Linked DNA regions of Homo sapiens: region 2 is linked to region 1. The links are chromatin loops, found by intact Hi-C in ENCODE. Cell type or tissue: HCT116. All regions are shown on one strand.

The links. Hi-C counts contacts between places; a loop is a spot of excess contacts. Peaks named below come from ENCODE experiments on the same cell type or tissue, not always from the same donor. Only the 100,000 strongest peaks of a DNase experiment are listed, where the experiment ranks them.
Region 2: a loop joins it to region 1, with 4 times the contacts of the local background. A loop is called at or near these places in 5 of 110 quality-filtered maps.

The regions. Positions count from the first base shown.
Region 1 is chr14:52,143,824-52,151,823 of GRCh38, reverse strand. No RefSeq gene overlaps it. Among named protein-coding and RNA genes, the nearest start is that of LINC02319, 22 kb to the right of the region's middle. In HCT116, no CTCF peak of the experiment used is centred here; no DNase peak of the experiment used is centred here; H3K27me3 peaks cover 750 bases.
Region 2 is chr14:52,469,269-52,477,268 of GRCh38, reverse strand. TXNDC16 (thioredoxin domain containing 16) reads left to right here. Exons shown (of 21, transcript NM_020784.3): 15 at 6,589-6,757; 16 at 7,096-7,232. Among named protein-coding and RNA genes, the nearest start is that of TXNDC16, 79 kb to the left of the region's middle. In HCT116, a CTCF peak has its summit at 3,506 (motif pointing right); a DNase peak (open chromatin) is centred at 3,518.

The DNA of each region.
Region 1 (8,000 bases):
AGGCATAACTTCCGGGCAAGGGGGATTATTCTGAAGGAGAAGCCACCTCTTTAGGGTCTATGAGCTTAGATTTAGGGCTTCCTTCTAATCACTATTGTTCTTGCCAAGCCCTCACAACCAGAAGTGATGGTCTCAGAGACAGAGATCATCAAAAGAGAAACAAAGGAGACAGGACCAAAATGCAGCATTTTCTCCATCAGGCAACAGAGGGAGGAGGAGCCTGCAGAGGAGGTGAAGTGACAGTTAGAGAGGTAGGATTTAAACCAGTAGGGCTGAGTGGGAAAGAGTCCAACATGACAAATGTGGCAGAAATCAGAGGCAAGGGCTGCGGAAGACTGGAAACGGTTGTTCCTTCAGGGAAGCAATTTTTTGTGTGTGATGGTTACAGAGCCAGATTTTGAGGAAATAAGTGAGGAAATGGTGAGAGGCAGCAAGTATGGACTACTTTCAAAATCTGGTGTTGAAAGGAAGTAGAGGGACAGCGGAGAAGGGTGAAGAGATAATCTTGGTGTTTACTGTTAACAGTTCAATATATGATGTTTGAAATTTATATGATGCAAGAGCTACAAGAGCTTAGCCCTTCAAGGAAGGAGCTTGGAGGGAAAACTTTTAATATTAAAAAAAAAGTCTCTGGGGAAGGAGCAAAGTTGGTGGACTAGAAGCTGCTCATGTGTATTGCTCGCTTGGAAAGGAAACAAAAGAGCTAGTGAACACTGAAGGGCTAGTGAACGCTGACCTTGCAGGCTGATCATCTGCGAAACCACTTCGGGATGCAACAAGGCAGCAGGGGGACACAGAAAGAAGAGAAAAGCAAAGCTGGGGACCAGCCTGTCTGGGCTCAGGGCAGAGCCAGGAAAACCTCTCCAACATGGGAAAGGGTGAGTGAGTGAAAGCCCCCTGAGGGATTCACCCTCTCTACAGGGAGCATTGTAAGACTGGAAAGGGGATAATCCTCCTGGCCCCCCCAACACCTTTCCACTGCACTTCTAGACGGAGGCAGAGAGCCACCTGGACATTCTGCGGGGGCAACTCTTGAGTCTAAGGGGACCTCTACCTGCCTTGGGCCCTTGAGCAGACCAGCACTGGTGCCACAGCTCCAATAGAGGCCACAGTCGCAGTGCCTAGGAGCAGTAAGATTTTTCCACTTCCTCTCGCCAGATGGGTCTCATTGCCAGCTTCCAGCATAGTGGTCCTGCTTCTGCCTGAAACTGGCCAGCAGCCACAGCCACTTGTTGTCCCAGAAAGCACTTGTATGGCAGGACAGGCAACCCCCACCCACCCCTGCCACTGGTAGCCAGATGGGCAATGTGTGCTAGAGCTTCTGGCCCAGTGGCTCTGCTTCTGTCTGAACTCAGCCAGCAGATGAGGCCTCCCACTGACCTAGGAAACACCCAGATGACAGAGTGGGCAATTCCACCCACCCTGGCCTCTCATAGCCAGATGGACCACACCTGCTAGTGCTTCCAGCCCAGTGTTCCAACTTCCGCCTGAACTCTGCCAGCAGGTGCAACCCAGTATTACCTCAGGAAGCACTTGGACAGCAGATTAGGGCCAACCCAGCAATCATATGGCCTGTCTGACAACTGCGGCCCCTGCCTGAGGGAGCCCCATGGAACAGAATACCCAACAACAACAATAACAAAAAGTAGGTATGGAGACAATAATCAGAGGAGGCTCTGGGCTCCTCCAAGACCGTGAGCACACTAGAATTGAAGCCAGTAGACTGAACCAAACTTATTCCACAATCAAACCCCCAAAGGCATCAAAGAAGATAAAAGCAATTTTAAAAAACCCATCCAAAGGAAGAAACTTCAAAGACTGAAGGAACATCAACCCACATGGAAGAGAAAAACCAGTGCAAGAAATCTGGCAACTCAAAAAGTCAGAGTATCTTCTTATCTCCAAATGACTGCACTAGTTCCCCAGAAATGTTTCTTAACCAGGCTAAAATGGCTGCAATGTCAGAAATAGATCTCTGAATATGGATAGGAATGAAGATCATTGACGTTCAGAAGAAAGTTGAAACCTAATCCAAGAAATCTAAGGAATACAATTACATGAAAAACAACCTACTCCCGAATGACTTTTGAGTAAACAATGAAATTAAGACAGAAGTCAAGAAATTATTTGAAACTAATGAGAAAAAGATACAACATACCAGAATCTCTGAGACACAGCTACAGCAATGTTAAGAGGGAAGATTTTAGTACTAAGCATCCACACCAAAAGATTAGAAAGATCTCAAGTTAACAACCTAAAGTCACAGCTAGAGTGACTACAGAAACAAGAGCAAACCAACCTCAAAGGTAGCCGAAGATAAGACATAACCAAAATCAGAACTGAATTGAAGGAAACTGAGATGTGAAAAGCCATACAAAAGACCAATGAATCCAGGGGTTGGTATTTTAAAAGAATAACTAAGATTGACAGACTGCTAGCTAGACTAATAAAGAAAGAGATAAGATCCAAATAAACACAATCAGAAATAATGACAAAGAGGACATTACTATTGGTCCCACAGAAACACAAAAATCCCTCAGAGACTATTATGAACACCTCTAGGCACATAAGCTAGAAAACCTAAAAGAAATGGATAAATTCCTGGAAGCATACAACCTCCCAAGATTGAATCAGGAAGGAACTGAATCCCTGAGCAGACCAATAACAAGTTCTGAAATTGAATCAAAAATAAAAAGCCTACCAACCGGAAAAAGCACAGGACCAAACAGAATCATAGCCAAATTCTACCAGATGTATAAAGAAGAGCTGGTACCATTACTATGGAAACTATTCCCAAATGTTGAGGAGGAGGGACTCCCCTCTAACTCATTCCATGAGGCCAGCATCATCCTGATAACCAAAACCTGACAAACACAACAACAAAAAGAAAACTTTAGGCCAGTATCCTTGATGAGCATACATGCAAAAATTCTCAACAAAATACTAGCAAACTGAATCAAGCAACACATCAAAATACAAATCCACCATAATCAAGTATGCTTTATCCCTGGGATACAAGGTTGATTCAACATAAACAAATCGATAAATGTTATTTATTGACCACATAAAAAGAACTACAAAGAAAAACCACAGGATCATCTCAATAGATGCAGAAAGGGATTTTGATAAAATTCAACAACCCAGGAAGCAGACTTTGCAGTGAGCTGAGATCATGTCACTGCATTGCAGTCTGGATGACAGAGCAAGGCTCTGTCTTGAAAAAAAACCTTCTGTAACCCTCAACAAAGTAGGCATTGAAGGAACATACGTCAAAATAAGAAGAGCCATTAGAACAAATGCACAGCCAACATCATACTGAATGGGCAAAACCTGGAAGGATTCCCCTTGAGAACTATAACAAGACAAGGATGTCCATTCTCACCATTCCTATTCAACATAGTCCTGAAAGTCCTGGCCAGAGAGAGTTTAGTCCTGACCTAAACTATTTCTGTTTGCAGACAACAATATAATTTTATACCTAGAAAACCCCACAGTCTGTGCCCAAACACTCCTTGGTCTGATAAACAACTTCAGGATACAAAAGTTTCAGGATACAAAAGTTTCAGGATACAAAAATCAGTGTACAAATTCAATAGCATTCCTTTTTTTAACGTTTATTTTAAGTTCAGGGGTACATGTGCAGGATGTGCAGGTTTGTTACATAAGTAAATGTGTGACATGGTGGTTTGCTGCACAGATCATCCCATCACCTAGATATGAAGCCCAATGTCCATTAGGTATTCTTCCTGATGTTGTCTTTCCCCCAACACTCCCTGACAGGCTTCAGTGTGTGTTGTTTCCCTCCATGTGTCCATGTGTTCTCATCATTCAGCTCCCACTTATAAGTGAGAACATTATGTTGTGTGGTTTTCTGTTCCTGTGTTAGTTTGCTGAGCATAATGGCTTCCAGCTCCATCCATGTCCCTGCAAAGGACATGATCTCTTTCCTTTTATGGCTGTATAGTATTCCATGGTGTATATATACCACATTGTCTTTATTCAGTCTATCATTGATGGGCATTTGGGTTGATTCCGTGTCTTTGCTATTGTGTCTAGTGCTGCACTGAACATAATGCATGCATGAATCTTTATAATAGAATGATTTATATTCCTTTGAGTATATACCCAGTAATGGGACTGTTGGGTCAAATGGTACTTCTGCCTCTAGGCCTTTGAGGAATCACTACACTGTCTTCCACAATGGTTGAACTAGTTTACACTCTCATCAACAGTGTAAAAGTGTTCCTTTTTCTCCACAACCTTGCCAGCATCTGTGGTTTCTTGACTTTTAAATAATCACCATTCTGACTGGCATGAGATGCTATCTCATTGTGGTTTTGATTTGCATTTCTCTAATGATCAGTGATGTTGAGCTTTTTATCATATGTTTGTTGACCACATGTACGTCTTCTTTCGAGAGGTGTCTGTTCATGTCCTGGAAGAGACACAACAAAAAAAGAAAACTTCAGGTCAATATCCCTGATGAATGTCAATGCCAAAATCCTCAATAAAATACTGGCAACCCAAATCCAGCAGTACATTAAAAAGCTTATCCACCGCAATCGAGTTGGCTTCATCCCCAGGATGCAAGCTTGGTCAATGTACGCAAATCAATAAATGTGATTCATCACATAAACAGAGCTAAAGACAAAAACCACATGATTATCTCAATAGATGCAGAAAAGGCCTCCGACAAAATTCAACATCCCTTCTTGTTAAAAATGCTCAATAAACTAGGTATTGAAGGAATATACCTCAAAATAATAACAGTCATTTATGACAAAGCCACAGCCAATATCATACTGAATGGGCAAAAGCTAGAAGCATTCTTCTTGAAAACTGGCACAAGAAAAGGATGCCCTCTCTCACCACTCCTATTCAACATAGTATTGGGAGTTCTGGCCAGGGTAATCAGGCAGGAGAAAAAATAAAGTGTATTCAAATTGGAAGAGAGGAAGTCAAACTATCCCTGTTCACAGATAACATGATCCTATACCTAGAAAATCCCCATCATCTCAGCCCAAAAGCTTCTTAAGCTGATAAACAACTTCAGCAAAGCGTCAGGATACAAAATCAATGTGCAAAAATTGCTAGCATTTCTATACGCCATCTACAGGCAAGCAGAGAGCCAAATAGTGAATGAACTCCCATTCACAATTGCAAAAAAAAAAAAGGATAAGTTACCTAGGAATACAGCTAACAAGGGAAGTGAAGGACTTCTTCAAGAAGAACTGTAAATTACTGCTCAAAGAAATCAAACAGGACACAAATCAGAGAGAACTGGCTAGTCATATGCAGAAAATTGAAACTGGACCCCTTCCTTACACCTTATACAAATGGAAAAACATTCCATGATCATGGATAGGAAGAATTAATATTGTTAAAGTGGCCATACCAGACAAAGTAATTTATAGATTCAATGCTATTCCCATTAACATTCTTCACAGAATTACAAAAAACTCTTTTAAAACTCATGTGAAACCAAAAAAGAGCTCGAATAGCCAAGACAATCCTAAGCAAAAATAACACAGCTGGAGGCATCATGCTACCTGACTTCAAACTATATTACAAGGCTGCAGTAACCAAACAGCATGGTACTGGTATAAATGCACATGCATAGACCAATGGAACTGAATAGAGAACTCAGAAATAAGACTACCCACCTACAACCATCTGATCTTTGACAAACCTGACAAAAACAAGTAATGAGGGAAGGATTCCCTATTTAATAAATGGTGCTGGGAGAACTGGCTAGCCACATGCAGAAAATTGAAATTGAACCCCTTCATTATACCTTACACAAAAATTAACTCAAAATGGATTCAAGCCTCAAATATAAAACCCCAAACTATAAAAACCCTAGAAGAAAATCTAGGCAATCCCATTCAGGACATAGGCATGGCCAAAGATTTCATGATGAAAATGCCAAAAGCAATCACAACAAAAGCAAAAATTGACAAATGGAATCTAATTAAACAAAAGAGCTTCTACACAGCAAAAGAAACTATCATCAGCCTACAAAATGGGAGAAAATCTTTGCAATTTATCCATCTGACAAACGTCTAATATCCAGAGTCTACAAGGAACTTAAATTTACAGGAAAAGCATTTCTACACACTAACAACATCCAAGCTGACAGCCAAATCAGGAACACAATCCCATTCACAATAACCACAAAAAGAATAAAATATCTAGGAATACAGCTAATCAGGGAGGTGAAAGATCTCTACAATGAGAATTACAAAATACTGTTCAAAGAAATCAGAGAGTCCAGAAATAAAGCTACACACCTACAACCAACTGATCTTCAACAAAGTCAACAAAAACAAGCAATAGGAAATAGACCCTCTATTCAATAAATTGTGCTGGGATAATTGGCTAGCCATATGCAGAATTGAAACTGGACCCCTTCCTTACCCCATATACAAAAATCAACTGCTGGGCGTGATGGCTCTCGCCTGTAATCCCAGCACTTTGGGAAGCCGAGGCAGGCGGATCATGAGGTCAGGAGATCGAGACCATCCTGGCTAACACGGTGAAACCCCGTCTCTATTAAAAATACAAAAAATTAGCTGGGCGTGGTGGCCGGCGCCTGTAGTCCCAGCTACTTGGGAGGCTGAGGCAGGAGAATGTCCTGAACCCGGGAGGCGGAGTTTGCAGTGAGCTGAGATCGCGCCACTGGACTCCAGCCTGGGCGATCGAGAGAGACTCCATCTCAAAAAAAAAAAAAAAAAAAATCAACCATAGAGGTTTAAAGACTTAAATGTAAAACCTACAGCTATAAAAACTCTGGAAGATATCCTAGAAAATACCACTCTGGATATATGAATGGGCAAAGATTTCATGACGAAGATGCCAAAAGCAAAAATTGACAAAAGGAACCTAAGGAAATAGCTTCTTCATATCAAAGGAAACTATCAACAGAGTAAACAGACAACCTCTAGAATGGGGAAATATTTGCAAACTATGCATATGACAAAGGTCTAATATCCAGCACCTAAAAGGAACTTAAACAAATTTACAAGAAAATAAAACAACCGCATTAAAAAGTGGGCAAAGGGCATGAACAAATGCTTTTCAAAAGAAGACATACATGTGGCCAACAAGCATATGAAAAAATGCTCAACATCACTAATTATTAGAGAAATGCAAATCAAAACCACAATGAGATACCATCTCCCACCAGTCAGAATGGCGATTATTAAAAAGTCAAAAAATAACAGATGCTGGCAAGGTTGCAGAGAAAAGGTAATGTTTATACATTGCTAGTGAGAATGTAAATTATTTCAGCCATTGTGGAAAGCAGTGTGGCAATTTCTCAAAGAACTTAAAATAGAAGTATCATTAGACTCAGCAATCCCACTTTTGAGTATATCCCCAGAGGAATATAAATTATTCTGCCATAAAGACACATGCATATGTATGTTCATTGCAGCACTATTCACAACAGCAAAGACATGGAATCAACCTAAATGTCCATCAATGGTAGATTGGATAAAGAAAATGTGGTACATATACACCAGGGAATACTATGCAGCCATGAAAAAGAATGAAATCGTGTCCTTTGCAGTAACATGAATGGAGCTGGAGGCTGTAATTCAAGGCAAACTAATGCAGGAACAGAAAACCAAATACCACATGTTGTCTCTTATAAATGGGAGCTAAACATTGAGTACACGTGGACACAAAGAAGGGAACAATGGACACTGGAGCCTACTTGAGGCTGTTAGGGGAGGAGGGAGAGGATTGAAAAACTATTTATTGGATATTAATTACCTTATTACCGGGGTGATGAAATAATCTGTACGTCACACCCCTGTGACATGCAATTTACTTATATAACAAACATGCACATGTATCCCTGAACCTAAAATAAAAGTTAAAAATATATAAGAATTAACAACAAAACAACAAGTCTATGCTGGCATAATTACAAAAGGTGGGATAGGAGATGCATTCTTTTAAGTGGAGATCCACTAGCAATAGCCACGTCTTAGGAT
Region 2 (8,000 bases), 330 kb before region 1:
AAAAATTGTATCTGTTTTGTCGGTCCTGTGAGATTTATGCTTTAAAGAGGTTCTTTTTTGATGTGTTTCCAGGATTTGTTTCAAGATCTAGAGCTCCTTTTAGCAGTTCTTGTAGCGCTGGCTTGGTAGTGGCGAATTCTCTCAGCATTTGTTTGTCTGAAAAATACTGTATCTTTCCTCCACTTAGGAAGCTTAGTTTTGCTGGGTACAAAATTCTTGGCTGATAATTGTTTTGTTTGAAGAGGCTGAAGATAGGGCCCCAATCCTTTCTAGCTTGTAGAGTTTCTGCTGAGAAATCTGCTGTTAGTCTGATAGGTTTTCCTTTATATGTTACCTGGTGTTTTTGCCTCACAGCTCTTAAGATTCTTTCCTTTGTCTTAACTTTAGGTAACCTGATGACAATGTGCCTAGGCATTGATCTTCTTGTGATTAATTTCCCAGGTTTCTCTGGGCTTCTTGTACTTGGATGCCTAGTTCTCTAGCAAGACTGGGGAAGTTTTCCTTGGTTATTCCCCCAAATATATTTTCCAAATAGATTTCTCTTCTTAAGAACACTGATTATTCAGGTTTGGTTGTTTAACATAATCCCAAATTCTTGGAGGCTTTGTTCATATTTTCTTATTTTTTTCTTTGTCTTTGTTGCATTGGGTTAATTCGAAGACCTTGTCTTCAAGCTCTGAAATTCTTTCTTCTGCTTGTTTGATTCTATTGCTGAGACTTTCCAGAGCATTTTGCATTTCTATAAGTGCGTCTATTGTTTCCTGAGGGTTTGATTGATTTTTATTTATGCTATCTATTTCATTGAATATTTCTCCCTTTACTTCTTGCATAATTTTTTTTCAGTTTCCTTACATTGGGCTTTGCCTTTCTCTGGCACCTCCCTGATTAGCTTAATAACTAACCTTCTGAATTCTTTTTCAGGTAGATCAGGGATTTCTTCTTGGTTTGGATCCATTGCTGGAGAGCTAGTGTGATTTTTTTGCGGGGGTGAGTTAAAGAATCTTGCTTTGTCATATTACCAGAGTTGGTTTTCTGGTTCCTTCTCATGTGGGTAGGCTCTGTCAGAGGGAAGGTCTAGGGCTCAAGGCTGTTGTTCAGTTCCTTTTGTCCCACAGAGTGTTCCCTTGATGTAGTACTCTTTCCCTTTTCCTAGGGATGTGGCTTCCTGAGAGCCGAGCTGTAGTGATTGTTATCCCCCTTCTGGATCTAGCCACCCAGCAAGTCTACCAGGCTCCAGGCTGGTACTTGGGGTTGTCTACACAGAGTCCTGTGGTGTCAACCATCTGTGGGTCTCTCAGCCATGGATACTGGCACCTGTTCTAGTGGAGGTGGCAGAAGGGCTAAATGGACTCTGTGAGGGTCCTTAGCTTTGGTTGATTAATGCACTATTTTTGTGCTGGTTTACCTCCTGCTGGGAGATGGCACTTTCAAGAGAGCATTGGCTTGAAAGTGCATTGGTATCGGGAGGAACAGGCAGTAGGCAGGACCCTATAACTCCCAAGAGTATATGCCCTTTGTCTTCAGTTACCAGGGTGGGTAGTGAAGGACCATTAGATGGGGGCAGGGCTAGGCGTGTCTGAGCTCAGATTCTACTTGGGCAGGTCTTGCTGCGTCTGCTGTGGGGGATGAGGGTGAGGGTCCCAGGTCAATGGAGTTATGTTCCTAAGAGGATTATGGCTGTCTTTGCTGTGTCATGCAGGTTGTCAGGGAAGTGGAGGAAAGCCGGCAGTCACAGGCCTCACCCAGCTCCCACACAACCCAAAGGGCCAGTCTCACTTCCACTGTGCCCCCACTCAACAGCACCAAGTCTGTTTCCAGGCAGTGGGTGACCAGGGCTGAGAACCTGCCCCAGGCTACCTGCCTCCCAGCTGCAAAAATAAGTAGGGCTTTCTTTCTTCCCCAGCCTGTGGAGTCTGCACGCTGGATTCATGCCCTCCCCCGAGTTCTGGCCAGGAGACTCTTCGATTGGTTCAAATTGTTACAAATTTCAGGGGGAGGTTTCCTTTTCTCTGTGGCCTTCTCTGAGTGCCTCTGGTAGCCCTCCTCAAGGACCCCTTGTGAGGTGAGGCACAAATGGCTTGGTAGGGGACCCAGCTAGTCCACAGGGATTTTCCTGCTGCTTCCTTTACCCGTGTATTTCGCTTTCGCTCAGCTCTCTAAATTGACTAAGCTCCAGATAAGGTCAGAATCTTCTCCCGTAATCTAGACCTTTAGGTTCCCCGGTGGTGGGGTGTGTGTTCAGGGGTGGACGATCTGCCTTTCCCACTTCCACAGTTTGAGCACTCACAGTATTTGGGGTGTCTCCCAGGTCCTGCAGGTGCAATCACTTCCTTCAGAGGGTCTGTGGGTTCTTTTGGCTTTCCTAATGTATTGCTGCAGTTTTGGAGCAAAAGTTCATGAGGCGAGCCTCCACACGCTGTTCTGTCTGTCCCCGTTCCTTTTATTTCCCAACCACATTTGATCTAACTTTTGATTATTACTGAGTGAGGGGATAATGAAGTCTGTAGACACTGTGATCTGTAATTTTTTTTTTTTTTTGAGATGGAGTTTCACTCTTGTCGCCCAGGCTGGAGTGCAATGGCATGATCTCAGCTCACTGCAACCTCCGCCTCCTGGGTTCAAGTGATTCTCCTGCCTCAGCCTCCCGAGTAGCTAGGATTACAGGTGTGCACCACCGTGCTTGGCTAGTTTTTGTATTTTTAGTAGAGACAGCGTCCAGGCTGGTCTCAAACTGCTGACCTCAGGTAATCCACCTGCCTCAGCCTCCCACAGTGCTGGGAATATAGGCATGAGCCACTGCGCCCAGCCTCTAATCATTTTTTTAAAAAGCAGATCCTCTTACTTGCTTTCACATTTTCCTTTATGCAAGGCAAGTTGCAATCTATGGACAAATTTAAGTTTTCTTCTTTTAGATTCTCTAGCCTTATTGGCAAATAATTAGAAGAAAAGCAAAGGAGGAGAAAATATAAATCATAATGAAGTAGTGATTGGATAATGTTCCTCAAGAATATGATTAATTATCCCTCTCTCCACCCCATTTAATTAGACACCAGATGAAAATGGAAAAATATTTCCTTGCATTCTTTTCTATTAATGACCAAATGAAGAGACTACCTGCCCCCTCAATGCAAGGGCTCAGAGTTGTATGTGTTTGTAGAATAAAAAAGTAGTTAAGCAACCCAGGACTTGTTTTCCTTTTCATTCACTATGTTCTTTATGAATAACAATTTTTTTTGGTAATCAGATATCAGATAAATGGACTATTTTGGAAGTTCAGGGAACTTAATGTAGAAATGCATTGCATAGGTAATTACAATGTTTTGTGTCTATGTTGAAGCCTATACTATAACTTTATAAGTTAGGAAAATATAATACCTTGGGCATTTAGTCCTATCATCTGTCTTTCTGACAGATCTGACTTTGTGGGAAAAAGCCATTTGTTATCTCTTAGTCGAAGACAATGAAGAATGTTTTTTACTCTGTCACAAGGTGGCAGCAAATGTCAAAATTTTATACTTACATAATACCTGTATCTAAGATAATCTGTTTTTTCTTTTAAGTTAGGAACCTATTTGAAATTACTGCATTGATAAAGTATATGGGATGTAATACTGTAGGCACCTTAGAATACTAGACTATTCCAACTGAAACATGAGTAAATATTGGAACCATTTTACAGGAATTGATAACTTCAGTATAAGTAGTTATATAACTTTTAGTGATATATATCAGTATTACTTTTCTGGTTTTAAAGATAACATCAAAGTTTTCCATTTCAACTGTAGGGAAAAAGGAATAATCACAGTTTTAGCAGTAGTAGACATGCTGAGGATGCTTATTGAAAGGAAAGAACTGCAGCTGGAAGAGCACTATATTCCATACTTGGGTGGCAAAATATGTAACGTGGCACTTTGTATAAACAAGCATCACCAGATGTTTATTGATGAAATCAAAGCAGCAGCGTTGTCTGGGGTATATACCCTGGGGTTCGTTGTCGCGCACCAGGAAAATTTAGAACACGGACACACACAAGTTGTTTAGGAGCAGAGGTTCAATAGAGAGGAGAGAAAGAGAAACAGCTTCCTCTATAGAGGAAGGCATCTCCAAGTGGAAAGGACTGGCTGGCAGCGAATGTGTCGAGTTTTATAGTCTAGTTTGAGAAGGTGGTGTCTGATTTACATAGGGCTCATAGATTGCTTCAGTCAGGTATGATATTTACATAGTGGCATAGGGAAGTCTGGTCGCCCCACCTTAATCTTCTTATACAAATGGTCTTTCCAGTTGTCTGGGGCCATCTTGTCTGCTCCTTACAGCACACATGGCTGGCAGAGAAGGGAAGACAGAGCGGCCATCTTGGAAACGTCTAGTCCTTAGTTCCTGCCGGTACGTGCACCCTTGCAGCTTGCAGGCTGCTCTTTGTTAGAAAAAGATTTGGGGCTGCTTTTCACTAAAAAGAAAAACCTTACCGAGGACTCCCCATACCCTTGCTATCTGCCTAAGTGATTTCTTCTTCACTCCTATATCAAAATGATTAAAATAAAGGATAAGAGAACTTTGATAGGAAGTCACTTAGCAGGTCTGATTTGGGAAGAAATAAGGGTTTATATTTGTTTATATGCTCATACAAAATTCAAGTATTAATATCCTTTAATGTAAGAATTTAAAATTTGTGAAGAAATATCAGTGTACATTCTACACATTTTTACTGGGTACATACTGTGTAACAGACATTGTGCAAGGCAGTGGGATATAGTGGTGATAAGACAGACTTAAGGCCGGGCGCGGTGGCTCACGCCTGTGATCCCAGCACTTTGGAAGGCTGAGGCAGGCAGATCACGAGGTCAGATCAGGACCATCCTAGGGCTAACATGGTGAAACCCTGTCTCTACTAAAGATAGAAAAAATTAGCCGGGCATGGTGTCACGTGCCTGTCGTCCCAGCTACTCGGGAGGCTGAGGCAGGAGAATCGCCTGAACTCGGGAGAGGAAGGTTGCAGTGAGCCGAGATCACGCCACTGCACTCCAGCCTGGGCAACAAGAGCAAGACTACATCTCAAATATACAAAAGCAAAAAAAAAAAAGACAGACTAAATCTTGCCTATATTATCAGATTGTTAACACTAAATCTAAAGTGATAAGTTATTACATCTATGAGAAGTAATCAAGAATCTTTGAAAATATACAAATTAATTTCAGTATTAAAAACATTTGGTGATAAAATATTAAAATACCACATTCACAATTTTAATCATATGATGAAGTAACATTTAGGCTATATCCTAAATTGATACACAAAGATTCCTTCTTTGATCTAGTATGATACTAAATTTTATCTTTTATTAGAATTTATTCTTTCGAGTTGTATGGTGCTTATTTTATTTAGTGTTTGATCTCTTTCCACACAGTGATTTATAATATTTTAGAGAACTTTACACGTTTTATTATAGAGCAAGTAGGAATTTCTGCTTGAGATTCTACTGTGTGTTTTCTTAGGCTGAAAAGAAATTATAATGTTTAGACAGGATAGGTATCTGAAGTCCTGGATGAGTTTCACATGTGTCATTTATTCACATGCATATTTAAGGTACTGCAGGTGCTGGAAAATCAATGATAAATAAACAGACATAGTCCCTGCTCTCAAGGAGTTGTCTTGGTAGAGACAGACGTTGATCAGATAATGAATAGTATATAATTACATAAGGAGATAAGGAAAAGAGCATGGTTCTATAATAGCATATGTCAAGGGAACCTGATGTAGATCACTGTGTCAGAGAAGGCTAGTCCTTGAAGTTGTACACGGTAAGAAAGATTTAATTCTGCAAAAGGTTGGTGGGGGTAAGCTGGTACCAAAATATTTGAGTTTTGAAAAGATATCTCTAGCATTAGTGTAGACACACTGAATTCAAAGAGGCGAATTAGAAGCCTATTGTAGTTATCCAGGAGGAACGACAACTTGAGTAGTGGCAGTAAAGAGAAATGGACAGTAATTAGATATATTAAAAATTCAGGTGGTAAAATTGAAAGAACATGCTGATTAATCAATAGGCATGAAGGGCCTTGGGAATGGAGAGGTATGAAAGATGATGCTTTGTTTTTTGAGTTGCACAAGAGCAGCAACGTTCACCAACAAACAGAAAAGAAACCATATATGGTTTTAGACTTGTTGAGTTTGAGGAGGTTTCCGTTCAAAGGAAAACAGAGAAGGTAGTAAGGATATATGGGTCTGGAACTTCAAGGAGTTTGGGCCAAAGACATAAATTTAGGATTCATTAGATTGTCTATGGTTATTGAGGTTGTGTAGGACAGGAGTGAAGAAAAACAAGAGAAGGCAGCTTAAGCTGAGCCTTGAGGGACCTCCAACTCTACTGGCTGAAGAGCCTGCAAAAGGGAACAAAAAGGAGAAGCTAGAAAGGAAGGGAAAAGGCCAACAGGGAATGGTGTTGCAAAGATCAAGGGAAGAGAGTGTTTAAGCAGGAGTGTTTCATGCTGAGAGGTTAAAATAAGAATGGGATAGAAAAATACTGAAGATCCTAAGCAAATGCATTTTCTACAATTAGTAATTACAAATGTGCATTTTCCTTTTATTTAGGCACATCTACTATGCTTCTTACTAGAATAAACTGTGCAGATTGGTCTGATGTATGTACTAAGCAAAATGTTACTGAATTTCCTATCATAAAGATGTACAAGAAAGGCGAGAACCCAGTATCTTATGCTGGAATGTTAGGAACCGAAGATCTCCTAAAATTTATCCAGCTGTAAGTATTCAGCTTCATTATAAGATCTCTGAATGTTTAGGTCTTTAGAAGTTCTAATTCTCAGACTTTGCTAACACTTAAAATAGGTTAAGGAAGATACTAGAATTGAGATCACAAAATGAATATTTATGAAAGTCTGTGTACATTTCAACACTTTTCGGGAGATAGCAATTTTGTTTAATGAGTCTGATTTTCTTTAAGAATAATATTTAATTTTCTATATTTTGTAAGATATTATCCTATGTAATATATTGTTTGCTATGTTTAGTATGCTTTTTTTTTACAAACTGAAAATATCTTAAAAAATTAATTTGTAATATAGTTATATGTTTATCCAGCAACAGGATTTCATATCCAGTGAATATAACATCGATCCAAGAAGCAGAAGAATATTTAAGTGGGGAATTATATAAAGACCTCATCTTGTATTCTAGTGTGTCAGTATTGGGACTATTTAGTCCAACCATGAAAACAGGTAAGCAGAGCTGAGCTTTTAAATTATACAGTAGAGTATATCATTGCTTGCTAGTTTTATTTTTTAAGAATATCTTTTTAAATTATAGAGAATTTCAAAATTATGGAGAAGTTTGAAGAAAAATAAAATATCGTAAGCTAATTATTCAGAGATAGTGTTAAATTTTGATGTAATTTCTTCCATCTTTTTTCTGTGTACCTACAGATTGCATATTTATGTATGTTTTAACATAATTGGGCTAAAACTGTGTATCTAGGTTAGAATCTTGCGTTTTTTTTGTTTGTTTTGTTTTTTTGAGACAGAGTCTCGCTCTGTCACCAAGCTGGAGTGCAGTGGCGTGATGTCGGCTCACTGCAACCTCTGCCTCCTGGGTTCAAGTGATTCTCCTGCCTCAGCCTCCTGAGTAGCTGGGACTACAGGCACATGCCACCATGCCCAGCTAATTTTTGTGTGTTTAGTAGAGACGGGGTTTCACCATGTTGGCCAGGATGGTCTCCATCTCTTGACCTCATGATCCGCCTGCCTTGGCCTCCCAAAGTGCTGGGGTGAGCCACCGCACCTAGCCAGAATCTTGTTTTTATTTAACATTACAATGATGTATTGATATTCTTCATGAACATTATGGCTACATAATATTTGGTGAATATATATATCAAAATGTATTTAAATTTGTTTTTTGTTTTTTTTTTTGAGACGAGATCTTGCTCTGTCACCTAGGCTGGAGTGCAATGGCATGATCTCGGCTCACTGCAATCTCTGCTTCCTGGG